2 separate regions of the Mus musculus genome follow, and region 1 is linked to region 2. A link is a contact called in ENCODE Hi-C or POLR2A ChIA-PET data. All regions are on one chromosome and are shown on one strand. Each heading gives the region's core, a stretch centred on a gene start or an enhancer-like site at or near the end of the contact. The rest is flanking DNA. Distances are from core to core; before and after follow the strand shown. Region 1 holds the start of St6galnac6 (ST6 (alpha-N-acetyl-neuraminyl-2,3-beta-galactosyl-1,3)-N-acetylgalactosaminide alpha-2,6-sialyltransferase 6). Region 2 holds the start of Fpgs (folylpolyglutamyl synthetase).

Evidence for each region. Hi-C counts contacts between places; a loop is a spot of excess contacts on that map. ChIA-PET counts read pairs that join two places held with the same protein, here RNA polymerase II (POLR2A).
Region 1: a loop to region 2 is called in a map of T-helper 2 cell, with 2.0 times the contacts of the local background. The contact joins the promoter of St6galnac6 here to the promoter of Fpgs in region 2. A Hi-C loop is called at or near these places in 1 of 37 maps with a recorded cell type or tissue (T-helper 2 cell). POLR2A ChIA-PET finds 5 or more read pairs at or near these places in 2 of 5 experiments (Patski and embryonic stem cell).

Annotation. Positions count from the first base shown.
Region 1 is chr2:32,602,167-32,609,920 of GRCm38, forward strand. St6galnac6 (ST6 (alpha-N-acetyl-neuraminyl-2,3-beta-galactosyl-1,3)-N-acetylgalactosaminide alpha-2,6-sialyltransferase 6) reads left to right here and starts at 4,819. Exons shown (of 7, transcript NM_016973.3): 1 at 4,819-4,945; 2 at 5,876-5,930; 3 at 7,060-7,150. The coding sequence starts at 5,905. It overlaps Gm52551 (a long non-coding RNA gene), which reads right to left and starts at 5,735. Exons shown (of 2, transcript XR_003954025.1): 1 at 5,607-5,735.
Region 2 is chr2:32,691,446-32,698,435 of GRCm38, forward strand. Fpgs (folylpolyglutamyl synthetase) reads right to left here and starts at 2,730. Exons shown (of 15, transcript NM_010236.2): 1 at 2,544-2,730; 2 at 1,148-1,276; 3 at 1,006-1,059. The coding sequence starts at 2,681.

The DNA.
Region 1 (7,754 bases), core at 3,569-6,068, 87 kb before region 2:
AAACAAAACGAGAAAGTGTTCTTAACTTACCAAAGTAGCTTTGGCATGCAGTACATTGCTTTTGAAGTACACCTTGAAGGAGGACTGTTTCAAACCAAGCAAGCAAGCAATCATAACTTTCTAAATTAATGCAATGCAAATAACTTAGACATTTATAAAGCTAAAAGTGATGGTGGCACTCCCCTCCTACCAAGCTCTAGTGGAGCTGTCGGCTCCGTTCCTTGTAGATTCTATCTCACATCTTTTACGTGCCTTTACAGACATGGTAATTGTAGTAAAAATGGGGTGGGTAACAAAAAATGTAGGAGAGGGAAAAGGGTGTCGCGAAGTTGCGGGGATAGTTCACTTGATAAAGTACTGTGTTGGGCAAGCCAGTGGAGGATATGAATTTCGTCCTCACAATCCCGACAAAATTCCTAGGTGTTCTGGCCCTTGGTCTTTGTTCCCATAGAGGAAGGAGGCACAGACTGTCTCCGAGGCTCACTGGACAGCCTGGAGAAAGCAGCCAGCCCCAGGTCCTAGCAGGAAACCCTGCCTCCAGCAACCAGAAGTGGGTGGAGTTTCTTTCTGTGTCTTTCCTACCCTCTTAAGGGAGGCTTATGAAGAGCAGCAGAGGCTAACCCCTGGCTCTACATCAACACGTGTTCACTCACGAGCACAGGCAAACACAAAAGCTGCATTTGCAATTCAGTTTTTAAAAATGTAATTCCGGGGGCGGGGGAGAGCGAGCAAGCACGCTTTTACTTTTCAGTTAGGAACACGGGCTGCTCCTGCAGACAGGGTGGCTTACAGCCATTGGAACTCCTGGGCCAGGGGATCCCGCGCCCTCTTCTGGCTGCTGAGGGTACTACATGCGCATGATGCACAACTAACTATGAGCAGGTAAATCACTCATACACACAAAACAAGTAAATAGTCTTTAAAATCTAAGTGGTTTTAATCCCAGCACTTGGGAGGCAGAGGCAGGCAGATTTCTGAGTTCGAGGACAGCCTGATCTACATAGTGAGTTCCAGGACAGCCAGGGCTATACAGAGAAACCCTGTCTCGAAAAACCAAAAACAAACAAACAAACAAAAAATAAAATAAAATAAAATAAAATAAAAAACCAAGCCAGACAGTGACGGTGCATGTCTTTAATCTCAGGACTCAGGAGATGGAGGCAGAGGCAGGTGGAGCTCTGTGAATTTGAGACTAGCCTGTTTACAGAGCCAGTAAGCTCAAGGACAGCCAGGGCTAAATGAAAAAATCAAACCAAACAAACAAACAAAATGATTGTATAATTATTCTGTTAAAACTTTTGAAAAATATAAATCCCAAAGTGGAAAAAAAAAAGAGCAGCCTAGACCCTAACATTCCAGAAATGACCACCTTGTTCTGAGATGGAGTCTCATATAGCCCAGCCTGAGCTCCAACTCTGTGTAGCCCAGACTGACCCTGAACTGCTGTTCCTCCTGCCTCACCCTTCCTGAGTGCTGGGACTATATCCATGGACCACTGTACCTCACATTTTATTTGGGGGACTGTATAAGTCCAGAACTTGAGATTTCCGGCCCTAGTTTCCCCTGTAGCTGAGATGACAAGCCCATGGCTCCACACTTGTCCTAAAATAAACTCCTTGAGATCAGACTCTCGAAGGTTGAACCAACAGTGGCTCCCAAGTGACAGCGAACCTTCCAGCCTACCACATTACCCTTCAAGGGGCAGTGGTGGTCTCAGAGACCAGGCATTCACACACACATTATCATAATGAACAAAAAAATTCTCCTTTTAAATCTTTCTTCTGCCAGGCAGTGGTGGCCCACGCCTTTAATCCCAGTACTTGGGAGGCAGAAGCAGGTGGATTTCTGAGTTCTGGTCTACAGAGTGAGTTCCAGGACAGCCAGGGCTATACAGACACACACACACACACCAAAAAGAGGAAAAAAAAAAAGAAACATTTAAGCCCTTTTCCTTTGTATCTTTCTTTTTGTTACATTGTATTTGTACCTTTCTTTTGTTACATTATATTTGTATCTTTCTTTTGTTACATTGCATTTGTTTGTTTGCTCATTTGTTTAGTGGGAGGTGGTGACAATGCCACAGGTCAGAGGACAACTTCCAAGGGTGAATGCTCTCCTTCCTCCAAGTGGCTCCCAGGGATCAAACCCAGGTCGTCAGGCTTGGTGGCATGCACTTTTACCTGCTGAGCCAGCTCCCTTAAATTGTGATATTCTAATTTTGTGATAGGCTGATGTGTTTATATTATTTTAGTAAGTTATAGCACATATGAAGGCTATGAGCCTCTTGAACACAGTGTGCATGGATACTGTAATGTGCGGTCTCCCTGGTGCTTTTAAAACTTTAATCAGTGATACGGGCAATGGCTATCTCCTGCCCTTGGCAATGCCAAGTAGGTTTCTTTTTGGTTTGTTTTTGTCCTAGTTAGTGTTCTATTTCTGTGAAGGGACACCACAACCAAGGCAACTCTTAGAAAAGAAAGCATTGAATTGTGGGTTATAGTTTGTTTATAGTTATAGACGCTTAGTCCATTATCATCATGGTGGGGAGCATAGCGGCTGGCATGGTGTTGGAGCAGAAGCTGAGACCCACATCCTAATCTACAAGCAGGGGACAGGATGAAGGAGGGGGCGGGGTGAGAGCGGGAGGCGGGGCCTCGGAAAAGGAGCCGAAGAAAACCAGGGTTTCCATTTCATTTGGCTGTCTTTGAACTTGGTATTTAGCAGAAGATAGCCTTGACTCTACTACATCCACTCCCCTAGCCGTGTGCTGGGATCACAGGCGTGCCTCTGCCAGGCTACATTTGTTATTTTCACTCCTTGGGTCTCCAAGATTCACCAGCGTTCCTATAGCTTATCATTGCCCCTGCCGTGTAATAGTCCACAGTGTAAATATTCCTTAAAAAAACAAAAACAAGCCGGGCATGGTGGCACACACCTTTAATCCCAGCACTTGGGAGGCAGAGGCCGGTGAATTTCTGAGTTCAAGGCTAGCCTGGTCTGCAGAGTGAGTTCCAGAACAGCCAGGGCTACACAGAGAAACCCTGTCTCGAAAAACAAACAAACAAAAAACAAAAACAAAAACCCTTGCCAGGTGGTGATGACAAATGCCTTTAATCCCAGCACAGCAGAGGTGGATCTGAGTTTAAGGCCAGCCAGGTCTACAAATCGAGTCCCAAGACAGCTAAGGCTACCCAGAAGAACCTTTGTCTTGAAAACCAAATCAATCACTTGGGAGGCAGAGGCAGGCGGATTTCTGAGTTCAAGGCCAGCTTGGTCTACAGAGAGAGATCCAGGACAGCCAGGGCTACACAGAGAAACCCTATCTCGAAGAAAAAAAAGAAAGAAAGAAAGAAAGAAAGAAAGAAAGAAAGAAAGAAAGAAAGAAAACCAAATCAAACCAAACAAACAAACTTTCCATTCTCCTGTTAGTAGATATCTGGACTATTTCTACTCTTGTGTTTCAAACTGTCCAGCTGTGACCTTCACTGTGTACATCTGCAGGACCTAATAGGTACCTAGGGTGGGGAATGGAAAGTTTTACTATGATGTTTTCCTAAGTAATTACAAAACAGAACTCTTTAAACATGCTTTCTCTTCCTAAATCTCCCCATCACCCTCTCAGGCATGCACGTTAACCCTCGTTCCCAGCCTCTTAGAACACTATGGGTAGGCAGTCTTTGTTTATGTAACCAGCTTTCTAACAGGCTACATATGCACATCCCTGTGTCCATACATGCACATCCCTGGATGTCTGGAGGCCAAAGGTCAGCCTCCAATGTTCTTTCCTTGACCTGGGAGGCCCAGAAAGGGTAAGCTAGCTGGAGGGGTCTCCTGTTCTTCCCACCCCCAGAATGGGGATTACAAACACGTGACGTCGCTGGGCGGGGGTAGCACACGGCTTTAATCCCACCACTTGGGGAGGCAGAGGGATCTCTGTGAGTTCAATGCCAGCTTGGTCTAGAGAGCAAGTTTCAGGACAGCCAGGGCTACACCAAGAAACCCTGTTTCGAAAGACAGAAGCAGAACACGGCATCGAGTCTGACATATTGACTATCTCCCTAGCCCTCAGGTTGCATTTTTCTTTAATTTTTCATTTTATTTTATGTGTATGGATGTTTTGCTTCCACATGTCTGTGTACCACATATATGTGCAGTACCCATGGATGCCAGAAGAGGGCGACAGATCCTCCTAGGACTGTGCTGGGAGTGGACCCCAGGTCCTCTAGAAGAGTTGCCAGTATTTGTAACTGCTGAGCCATCCAGTTGGTTGGGTCCAGATTGCTTCCTTTTAGTCACATAAAATAGTGCAACGAATATTTGAGGGTAGGATGAAGAGAGTTGAGCCAAGATCTCTCCATGTACCCCTGGCCGGCCCGGTACTCACTATGTCTATCAGGCTGGCCTTGAACTTGCAACAGTCTTCCGCCCTCTTCTATCTCCTAAGTAGGGTGCAGGCCTCTAAGCTACCAGGCCCATCAAAAGCTACGTTTTCAAACGTTGCTCTCTCCATTTTCCGGAGATAAGGAGATGAAGTACCAAGCTGCCTAGGGGATGGTTACTGGGTCTCTACGAGGGGGAGTCCAGGTAATTAATAACCAGAGTTCGAACCCAGTGATCTCCGCGTTTCGGATTCCCCATCCGAGGTCCTGGTGTCCATTTGGAGAGAGAGAAATGGATGAGATTTGGGATGGGGCGCGGGGCACGAGGGTGCTGTGGGAGAGCGTCTCTCCTCTCTGGCACCTCCCTGGGGCGGGGCCATCCGCAGCCTGAGGCTCCGCCCTCTCGCTCGGCCCTAACGGGACTGCGAGCGCCGGCGCTAGGACCCGGCGGGCTGGAGCTGCGGCGGGGCCTGGGCGGCCAGAGCGGCGCGGACCCCGGTTCTCGGCTCCCGGCGCCATGTGACGGGGTGCGGGGGCCGCGGGGGGCCGGGCGCTCCCCGGCGGAGGTGAGCCGGTGCTGCGCGGGGGCGGGCAGCAGAGCGGGAGGGGGCTTGTGCTTGCGCCTCGGCAGTGGGGAGCCGCTGATAAGGGGGGAGCCCCAGGGCTCCCCGAGACCCACTCTGCTTGCTAACTGCACCCCGAGATCTAGCGGGATTCTTTGGGCCTCTCGTGTTGGAGATGGGGCGACCCTGCCGCGGCCCCGCACCCCTCCCCTGCAGAGCCGGGGTCAGGATAGGATGCTTGACCCTAGGGTGCAGCGGCAGAAGATGGGGAGCGGGGCTGAGCCTCTCACGAGGCACTCGGGGGTACCCTGCTCCCGTCACCTGGAGAAGCCCCAGAGCGAGCTCAGGGTGCGGCCCTCACCCTCAGCCCAGAGCTCAGCCTCCGCAGGTCCAGCCTTGGAGCTGAGTCTAGGCTTCTGGGCTGCCACCTCCCCAGCGGAGTCAGCAGCTCCCCACCAGGCCTGGCCACTCCGAGCCGAACTAGATGTCTGGCGCACGCACAGGCTACAAGGGGACCCTCCCGGGAGACCCTTTCAGGCTCCGCCCTGTAAACAAACACTACAAGATTCCCCCCTCCCCCGCTTGCTCCTGCTCCCTGCGAGGCGCGTTGCCTCTCTGATCCCTCAGTCTCCTCATCTGTGAAATGGGGAGCAAGAGCACCTACCAGGCGTTGCCTTGAAAAGTGTGTAGGCAGGCGATGCTTTGCGTAGCTCCGGAGCATGTTTCGTAATATAAGGGAAGTCCCCGGCTTGGGGTCAAGAGGGGGAGGATTGTTTCTGGGACAGGCTTGTGCAGGGGCGGGCATTGAACGGAGTAACCCGAAGGCTTAGGATTTCTGATATAGTACTTTCAAGCCTTCGGCTCTCCTTTTCACAAATGCATGCATCTTTCCAGTCGCCCCAGGAGTTACCAGTTCTTATTCCCATTTCACAGATGAGGAAACTGAGGCTCAGAGAGGTCACATGGCTTGCTCGAGGCCCCCCAGCCAGTAAGTGTGGACCCGACATTCGCACTGGCACCTGATACGCTGTTCTGACCATGGCGTTCTCAGAGCAGGACCGTGACGGGCCTGACCGGGGGAACCGTAGTCCTGGCTGAGGGCACTGCTCAGGCAAAGGTGGGAAAGTGGGGCGTGGGCCTGGGACCTGGAGTGCTCCAAGTGTCTGGAGCACGGGGCATGCGCAAGACAGGGTAGTAAGACGGTGGTCTGTCTGGGAGCTGTGGCCAGACCCAGGGGAGCTTTGAATGCTGGAGGTGTCAGGGTTAATGGGGGCGACTCTAGGATTCTGGCCTCCTGTCTTCTGACCTAACGGTTTGAGTCCACGGACAAGCCACGCCTCCCTTCCATTAAGCCTGTTTCCTGAACTGCCCGCTGGGGACAGACAGAAGTCTGGGGTCTCTGACTGAAGATACTGGGATGGCACAGGGGAACCATGAAGCCTGGGGATGGTAGTGGGAGCTGCCACGGGGTGGGGTCGTGCTTGGCAATGGGAGGAGCCAGGCCTGGCCAATCAGGAGCGGTGTGTGTGGCACTCTAGCCTGGAGGTTTCTAGCTATTCCTGGAGTAGGAGTAAACCGCAGCTAGGTCAGGGGGCGGAGATAGTGACCGGAGCCGAGAGGCTCCCCGGGGAGCGCGCGCTCTGATCTGGGGATCCCCTTTGAGGATCCAGCCTAGTTTTCTTCCTCTCTATGCCAGCCCTTTTTTGCGTTTTTGGGCTGTAGCTGCCAGAGGAAGTGGGCTGGATGCCCTCTTATGGCCTGCTTACAGGTTGGGGCTTGGAAGTGTAGAAGGGCCAGGCCCAGTGGTGGGAGGGAAGGGAGGGTTATAGAGTGAGGCACACAGCTGGGCGGGGCAGGAAGGCTTGCCCTTGACCCCAAGATCACATTGACCAATGACCGAATTCACTGAGCCCTGGGGTTCAAAGGCCTGTGAGGAGGGTGTCAGGACCTAGGAAACTTTTGGACCATCCCTGCTTGAAGTATGAGTGGGAACCAGGACAAAACAGAAACAGCCCTGAACCTTAAACTTGGGAGAGCTGTTGGGTAGAGGCGCGACCTGAGATCCAGCCGCATCCAGGGGAGGGCCTCCGGCCATAACCCTTTCTGGTGGCTTGCAGGTGTGACCCCACAACCCTGCCCCCCGGGCCACCTGCCGGACGCTGGCCTCTACCCTTCAGCAGACGCCGGAGAGAGATGAGTAGCAACAAAGTAAGTCCTTCGTTTCTCACCCCAGTTTGAGCTGCTCGCACAACCGTCTGTGAAACGGACTTCTTTTAACCTGCCCAGGCTTTGGCGTCTTCACGCCAGCCCACACAGGAGAGTGGGTACCCAGGAGGTCTGGGTTCAAACTCTGCTTCAGCCACTGAGTGCACTCTCGCCTCTCTCTGGGCCCAAGGTCCTCTTTGATATCCAAAAGCTTGGCTTATGTATCAGTGGGAAAGCATTGACTGTGAATGGTTCTGGGGAGTGCCGTGCAGGATAGGGATGGGGAAGTGAACAGGGGCCTTGGGGGAATGGCCATGTTCAAAATCAGAGTACCTGAATCCCCATCATGTATTTGTTCCTGTTTTCTTTCTTCCTTCCTTCCGTTGTTGTTGTTGTTTTGTTGGGCTTTTTTGTTTTGTTTTGTTTTTTTCGAGACAGGGTTTCTCTGTGTAGCCCTGGCTGTCCTGGAGCTCACTCTGTAGACCAGGCTGGCCTCGAACTCAGAAATCCGCCTGCCTCTGCCTCCCAAGTGCTGGGATTAAAGGCATGCACCACCATTGCCTGGCTGTTCCTATTTTCTGAGCACCTACTATGTGTTTGACCCCCC
Region 2 (6,990 bases), core at 1,480-3,979:
CTCCCAGAACTCACAGCCAAGTAAACTCTCTTTCCTACATGCCCGACATGACAGTCTGATGTCAGCTTGGCAAAAGCTGGCCATCCGAGAGGGGGAAACCTCAGCGATCCAGCTTATGGGAGCCTCCATAAGCTCCAGCATGAGGTGCCGGGCGTGGTGGTGGCGGCGCACGCCTTTAATCCCACTACTGGGGAGGCAGAGGCAGGCGGATTTCTGAGTTCGAGGCCAGCCTGGTCTACAGAGTGAGTTCCAGGACAACAAGGACTATACAGAGAAAAACCTGTCTCAAACCCCCCCCCCTCAAAAAAAAAAAAAAGCAGGCTGAGAAAGCCCTGATGACTAAGCCAATATGCGGCATCCCTCCTGGCCTCTGTATCAGCTCCTGCCTCCAGGTTCCCACCCTGTTTGAGTTCTTGTCCTGACTTCTTTGGGTGAGAAACTGTTCTATGGAATGCAAGTGAAGTTAACCCTTCCCTCCCCAGGTTGCTTTTGGTCATGGTGTTTCAGCACAGCAATCGGGACCCTAACAGGACACCCTAAGGTGCTCTTTGGTAGCAGCATGTAGAGAATCAATTAATAAAGTTGGACAGGCAGGGGCTGGAGAGATGGCTCAGCAGTTAAGAGCACTGACTGCTCTCCCGGAGGTCCTGAGTTCAATTCCCAGCAACCACGTGGTGGCTCATAGTCATCTATAATGGGATCTGATGCCCTCTTATGGTGTGTGTGAGGACAGCGACAGTGCACTCCTACACATACAATAAATAAATACATCTTTAAAAAAATAAGGTGAACCGAGCAGTGGCGGCACATGCCTTTAATCCCAGCACTTGGGAGGCAGAGGCAGGCATATTTCTGAGTTCGAGGCCAGCCTGGTCTACAGAGTGAGTTCCAGGACAGCCAGGGCTACACAGAGAAACCCTGTCTCGAAAAACCAAAACCAAAAAAACAAACAAAAAAAGGTGGATGGGCACCAGTCCACCACATGGACTCCTGGATTGCTCTTACCTTCCCTTTGGTCCCAGTGACATGAATAATGTTTAGCCGGTTCAAGTCCTCCACCTACAACAGACAGAAAGGTCCTCGCCTCAGCCACTGGGCTCGCACGCGCAGATAGGGTCGAGATGTCTTGCAGGATGTACAACCTTACCTGCAGTCCACTCCGTGCCAGGTACATCTCCATAGCCTCCAGCTGCGCCTGGGGGTCACTCCGTTGGCGCTTTACCTGCTCCAGGTAGCTGGCATTGGTTTGCAGGGTGTTGAGCGTGCGCACAGCATCCTAGCAACCATAGTCCCAGTTCAGTGAGGGTCCTTAAGGACAGAGAGACCCAGCCCACCAGTGGCAAAACCAGGGCAACAGGCCCGTTATACCAGCCACGCTGCCTTTGCCGACAGCTATTTGGTGGGACAGCCCTGGCATATCTCCAGTTCTAGCAAAGATGGGAGCCATGGGCAAGCTAGCCCCACCCAGGGAGTGCCAGGTAAAGCTGGCAAGATTAACGGACCTTCATTTCCTGGGCTGCCTTCCCCAAGCTTCTATGCCCTCAGCCTTCACACACAAGACCAACCCTGGAAGGAAGGTTTTTTCCTTAATCTCTCTACCACTATACTGGACACCCACTGAGTGGGGGCCAGGACGTTAGAAATCTAGGAACTTTGAATTTTGGAATATTTGAGAGTTCCACCTTCTAACCCTAAGACAAGACAATGTAAGTAAGCAATTAGATCTGGAAGAGGAGGTACAGAGGGAGGGAAAGTACACTCAAGAGTTGTCGGGCCAGAATCCACAGGTGGGTACAGACAGCCTCAGGAGACGGCTTTGGGGGATGGGAGTGGAAACAGAAAATAAACAGAGAGGCCTAAATGAGAGGCATTTGAGGATATAAATCCAGTCGTGTGTTTCAATTACCCTACATTCTGAGAAACCTGTGCTTAGGCAGTTCCTTTCGGGCACCAGCTGGGTCGCCTGCCCTCTTATCCTCAAGGCTTGGCTGGAAGCCTCACAGCCCTAAACCGGTGCCACCTGCCTGGCCAGCATTAAGTTCTGGTCATTGACAACTGACCCTGGCACAGTTTGTAATCTACAGTTTGTTCTAGATTCTTGGTCTCTTTATTGCCTCTTTTTCTGCCTGCCCGCCGGTCAATTCTGAATACTTAGATTCCAGTCTTCGAGTCTTGGAGACCCCAATCCCAGATCCTCCTGGGTACTTCCACTCTGTACTCCAGAACTCCTCCCTTCCCTTCATCCTGCATTGCCCTGCATTGGAACTTCTAAAACTCAATTCAGATTCTGGACGTTCTGGTGTGTCACCTGCGCCCATTCCCTCTGCAACACCGGACACGCGCTCTCAGAATTCCCACATCGGGCCACCTGAGCTCAACTTTCCGGTCTCTGTCACCTCCCCTGGGCTCTGGGATGTCCCCGCCTCTCGAGCCCCGCAACTTCATGCTCCGGTGCCCCCAGCAGCTGGCGGAGAGCGGAGCAAGGCTCCGGTGCTGCCCACGTGTCAGTACGGGACCGTTTGCCCGCGGGAACGGTCAGAAACCTGATACTCCATGCCCGGCTCCTGTGGCGCTGGCCACGCGCTCATCCCCCGCCGCGCCGCGCCCTCCGTCGTTGCACCACGCGCAGAAACAGCTGCCAGGGACAGAGTCGAGCACAGTCGGCTCCGCGCCCACGACATAGTCTTAATGCCACCGCAAGCTAGGCCTGGGCCGGAGCCGCCCCGCTTCGCCCCGCCCCGCCCTGACGCCATCCTAAGACCCACCAATCCGAGTCTCTAGATTTTCCCGGACCAATGAGAAGCAGCGCCTTATCACGGCCATCTTTGTGAGGGGCAGATGGTCCGGAGGTGCGCTGCTCTCGCCATGCTTCTAGGGGGCGCTCTGCCGGGGAGGGTGGAGGGAAGAGGGTGTTCCTGGGAGGGGGTCCTCCATCTTAAAGGAACTCTGTACTCTTTTCGTCGCTATCCTCCACAGGTCTGTGCCAGGTCTTAAGGACTTCGCTGTACATCCAAAAATAGCCAATCCGAGCCAGCAGTTCTCAGTCCCGACTCCTTGGCAGAGAAGCTCTGAGCTGGAATAGAATTACAGGGCTGGCAGATGCCTGTGTCATCAATTCCCAGCACCGAAATGTCCTGGCTCACGCAGACAGTGGGGATGCAGCCTTTTCGGTCAAGAATATGACCCCGTCTCTCCAGGCTTTTTTTTTTTTTCCCCTTCGGTTTTTCGAGACAGGGTTTCTCTGTACAGCCCTGGCTGAACTGCAGCTCACTCTGTAGACCAGGCTGGCCTCGAACTCAGAAATCCGCCTGCCTCTGCCTCCCAAGTGCTGGGATTAAAGGCGTGTGCCACCACGCCCGGCCTCTCCAGACTCTTAACTCACTCTAGAAGCCTAGGAAGACTTCCCGGAAGAATGACACCCCTATCGAGGCCTGTGGGGTTCGGGGGGGGGATTTCCAGGCTAAGAAGGAGACAGTGGGAAAGACTTCCATTTGGTTGGACCGGGTTGCTCCCGGGATGCTTCATCAGCAGGGACCTGGAGCCCCGTATGAAATTAGGTTTGGAGAAATGGCTCAGTGGTTAAGTCTCAAGGTTCAAGTCTTAGGACCCACACTGCGGCTCACAATTGTAGACTCCAAACTGGGGATCTGACCCGACTCTGGCCTCCAAAAGCACAATGCAAACAGGCAAAAATATTAAGTAAAGATAAAAAAATTTTGGCTGGGCAGTGGTGGCGCACGCCTTTAATCCCAGCACTCGGGAGGCAGAGGCAGGCAGATTTCTGAGTTTGAGGCCAGCCTGGTCTACCGAGTGAGTTCCAGGACAGCCAGGGCTGTACAGAGAAACCCTGTCTCGAAAACAAACAAACAAACAAACAAACAAATAAATAAATAAATTGGAGTAAATTTGCTGGCTTTAGGGGAAGGTGTGTAATCTTATTGGGGCGTTGGAAACTCCCCCGTGGTAGAAAGTGGATTTGAGGGCCCTCTGGGGGAGGGAACAGTAGTCTCACCTTATTGTAGGTGAGGTACTTCCATTTGTGGAAGGCACTGGACAACAGCAATGGGTTTTCAATCTCTCCTGCTTTTCTACATTGGGCTTAAATATTTAGCAGAGATTTCTATTTTAAATAAGCAAGGACTGTTCGGGGAGAAATCTAGACATTTGCTCTCTGAAAGTACTCCTGGCCTCAAACTCACAGACATCTCCTTGCTCTGGCCTCCTGAGTGCTGGAATCAAAGTGTCCAAGCATATATTTCAGTGAACAGCCTCACTCATTCTTGGCCCACTCCCCCCACACCGCCCCCATGGAGTTTCATCTGTAACCCAGGTGGACCTGAGACACCATAGCTGCACCTAGCCAGTCTCAGAGTCTTTATGTGGCAAAAGATCACTTTAAACTCCTGGTCCTGCTTTCACTTCCACAGCTCAGTGCTCAGAGGATCCCGTCTACACCAGCAGGGCTGGTTTCATACCCTACTGGGATCTCATCCAGAGCCTCACGCATCTGCCACTAAGCTATAGTCCTCTGTTTTGAGACAAGATCTCATGCAACCCAGGTCTACCTCTAATTCACTATGTAGCCCAGGACAATTTAAAACTTTAATTCTCTGCCTCCACCACCCGGGTGCTGGGATTACAGGCATTTGCCATTTTGCTTGTTCCCCAAGTGTGGATTTCAGCGAACAGCTTCACTCATTCTTGGCCCACTTTCCTCTCAGTCTTTCTAGTTTTTCCCCCCTCTATGGGCTTTCAGAACCTTCCTCTACCCACTGACTGGAATTATAACCCTTGTGCCCCCCCCCCTTTTCTTCTCTCTGACAATCACAAAATCAGTTTGTGCCTCTAGGAGAACCTCTATCCCAGAAGCAAAGGCAGGTGGGTCTCTGTGGGTTCGAGACCATTCTGGTCTACAGAGTGAGTTCTAGGACAGCAAAGACTACACAGAGAAGCTCTGCCTCAAAAAGTGGGGGGGTCCTGCCTAGCATATGCAAAGGCACCGGGATTGGTCCCTTAGTGCTACTAACAATAATATTAAAATAAAAGCATCTTGTACCTGGTTCTGTCCTCCAAAGGGTCAGACCTGTAAGAAGTGCCACTGGAGGTATACAGCATCCCAAGGGAGAACTTATTTCTGTGTATTCGGTGGAGTGAGGCAGAACGCGACTTAGCTCTCTTCCTCCCTCTTTCCTGTCTCCTTCTTTGCTCTTTTTGTTGTTTGTTTGTTTATGACTGGATCTCACTAAACAGCCAGAACTCCCTGTATGGCCTGGAACTCCCTGTATGGCCAAGGCTTGCCTCTAACTCTCAGCAATTCTCCTGCCTCAGCTCCCCAAGTGCTAGAAATATATCTAAGGCTCAAGGAATACAGTTGTAAGCCAGGTTACTCAACTTAGTTTCTTTTCCCTTTTAATTTATCCCCTCTCTTATGCGGGTGTTTTGTCTGTATTTAGGTCTGTACAGCACCTCTGTACAATTTCAGTAGAGGGCAGAAAGGAGGACAGGGCTCAGACCCCCTGAAACTAGAATTACAGGCAGCTGTGAGCCATGCTGGGGGCCCTGGAACCTGAACCTATCCTCTGGAAGAGTTAAGTGCTCTTAGCTGCTGAGCCTTCTCTGCAGCCCTGATTCCTTTTGTCTTTGGCTAAGCAGCAGAATCCTTGCCTGGCAGACAGGAGCTTCAGTACCTGCCACAGGCTTTCTCTAGAGCCAGGGCTGAGGCCCTGAGTCCTTGGACGGTAGACATCAGCTCTGACTGGAAACAAATGCAGACACAGAGCAGAATGGAGCACTGGAAATTCTGCCAATCTAAACTGGTTTTATTCCAGTTGTAACAGGAAATTATAAGTGGTGCCTTGGTTCTGGGCATGTCACCTGTGCCTTGGACCTGTGTGTCCTTTGTTGTCTAAGGACACTTTTCATGATTTTCTACTTATTAATTTTATTATTTTGAGGTAGGGTCTCATACATATATAGGTGACTCTATACCATACTGTTTCTGTATTCTCTTTCCTCCCTGGTGCTAGGGTTGCACACATGCACATGCACACACATGCACTCGAGCACACACACATACATGCCATTGCATATCTGTGGAGGTCAGGGGACAACTCTTCAGGAGCTGGTCCTTTCCCTCCACTATGTGGGCCCTGAGGATCAAATTTGGCAGCAAGTGCCTCTCAGCCACGGAGCCATCCTGCTAACCCATCCACAAGGCTTTGTATCTAGTTCTTACTCTGGACTGTGTTGATATGTAGATGTATGTCCCTGAGGCTGACTGGCTTTTCTGAGCCTTGTTGTGCTCCATGTGGTGGAAGGCTGTTGAAGACTGGTTCCTGTTGGCTGTTCCCGGCTTTTTGCTGTCACGTGCGATGATGTAACGGTATCATTTACATTGTTTATTTCTTCTACACATGAGAGAAACTCCAGACTAAGAAGTGCAGTGACTAACTCAATGCAGTCGGCAGCACACATGCTCATACACATTGCCTTATACCCAGCAGGGGAGATGGAACTAGTTTCCTAATTTCCAGGGCATCCTTAGAGCTTCCCAGGGCAGTGCTAACACTACCCTGGGCATCAGAAGTCTCATAACCCTTCGGGGAATTAGAGATTGTCCTTATTTTATAGGAGGAGAAATTGAAGCTCAGGGAGATTAATGCACACACCCAGCAAACCCAAACTTGCCGATTAACATCTACTCTTGTTCAACAATCCCCCCACCCCACACACACACCCCAGTCTGTCAGCTCCACGATGCTCTCTGCAGCCCCTGGATTTGCTGTGTGATGCTAAGAAAAGCGTCCCCTGTCTCTGATTGGTCTCCTCTATAGCACACTGAGATCTGAATGAAGAAGTCTAGCTGTCCCTTCCTCACCTGGGTCTCTATACCTGGACTGCTATAAAGAACAAGGAGAGGGCTGGAGAGATGGCTCAGTGGTTAAGAGCACTGACTGCTCTTCCAGAGGTCCTGAGTTCAATTCCCAGCAA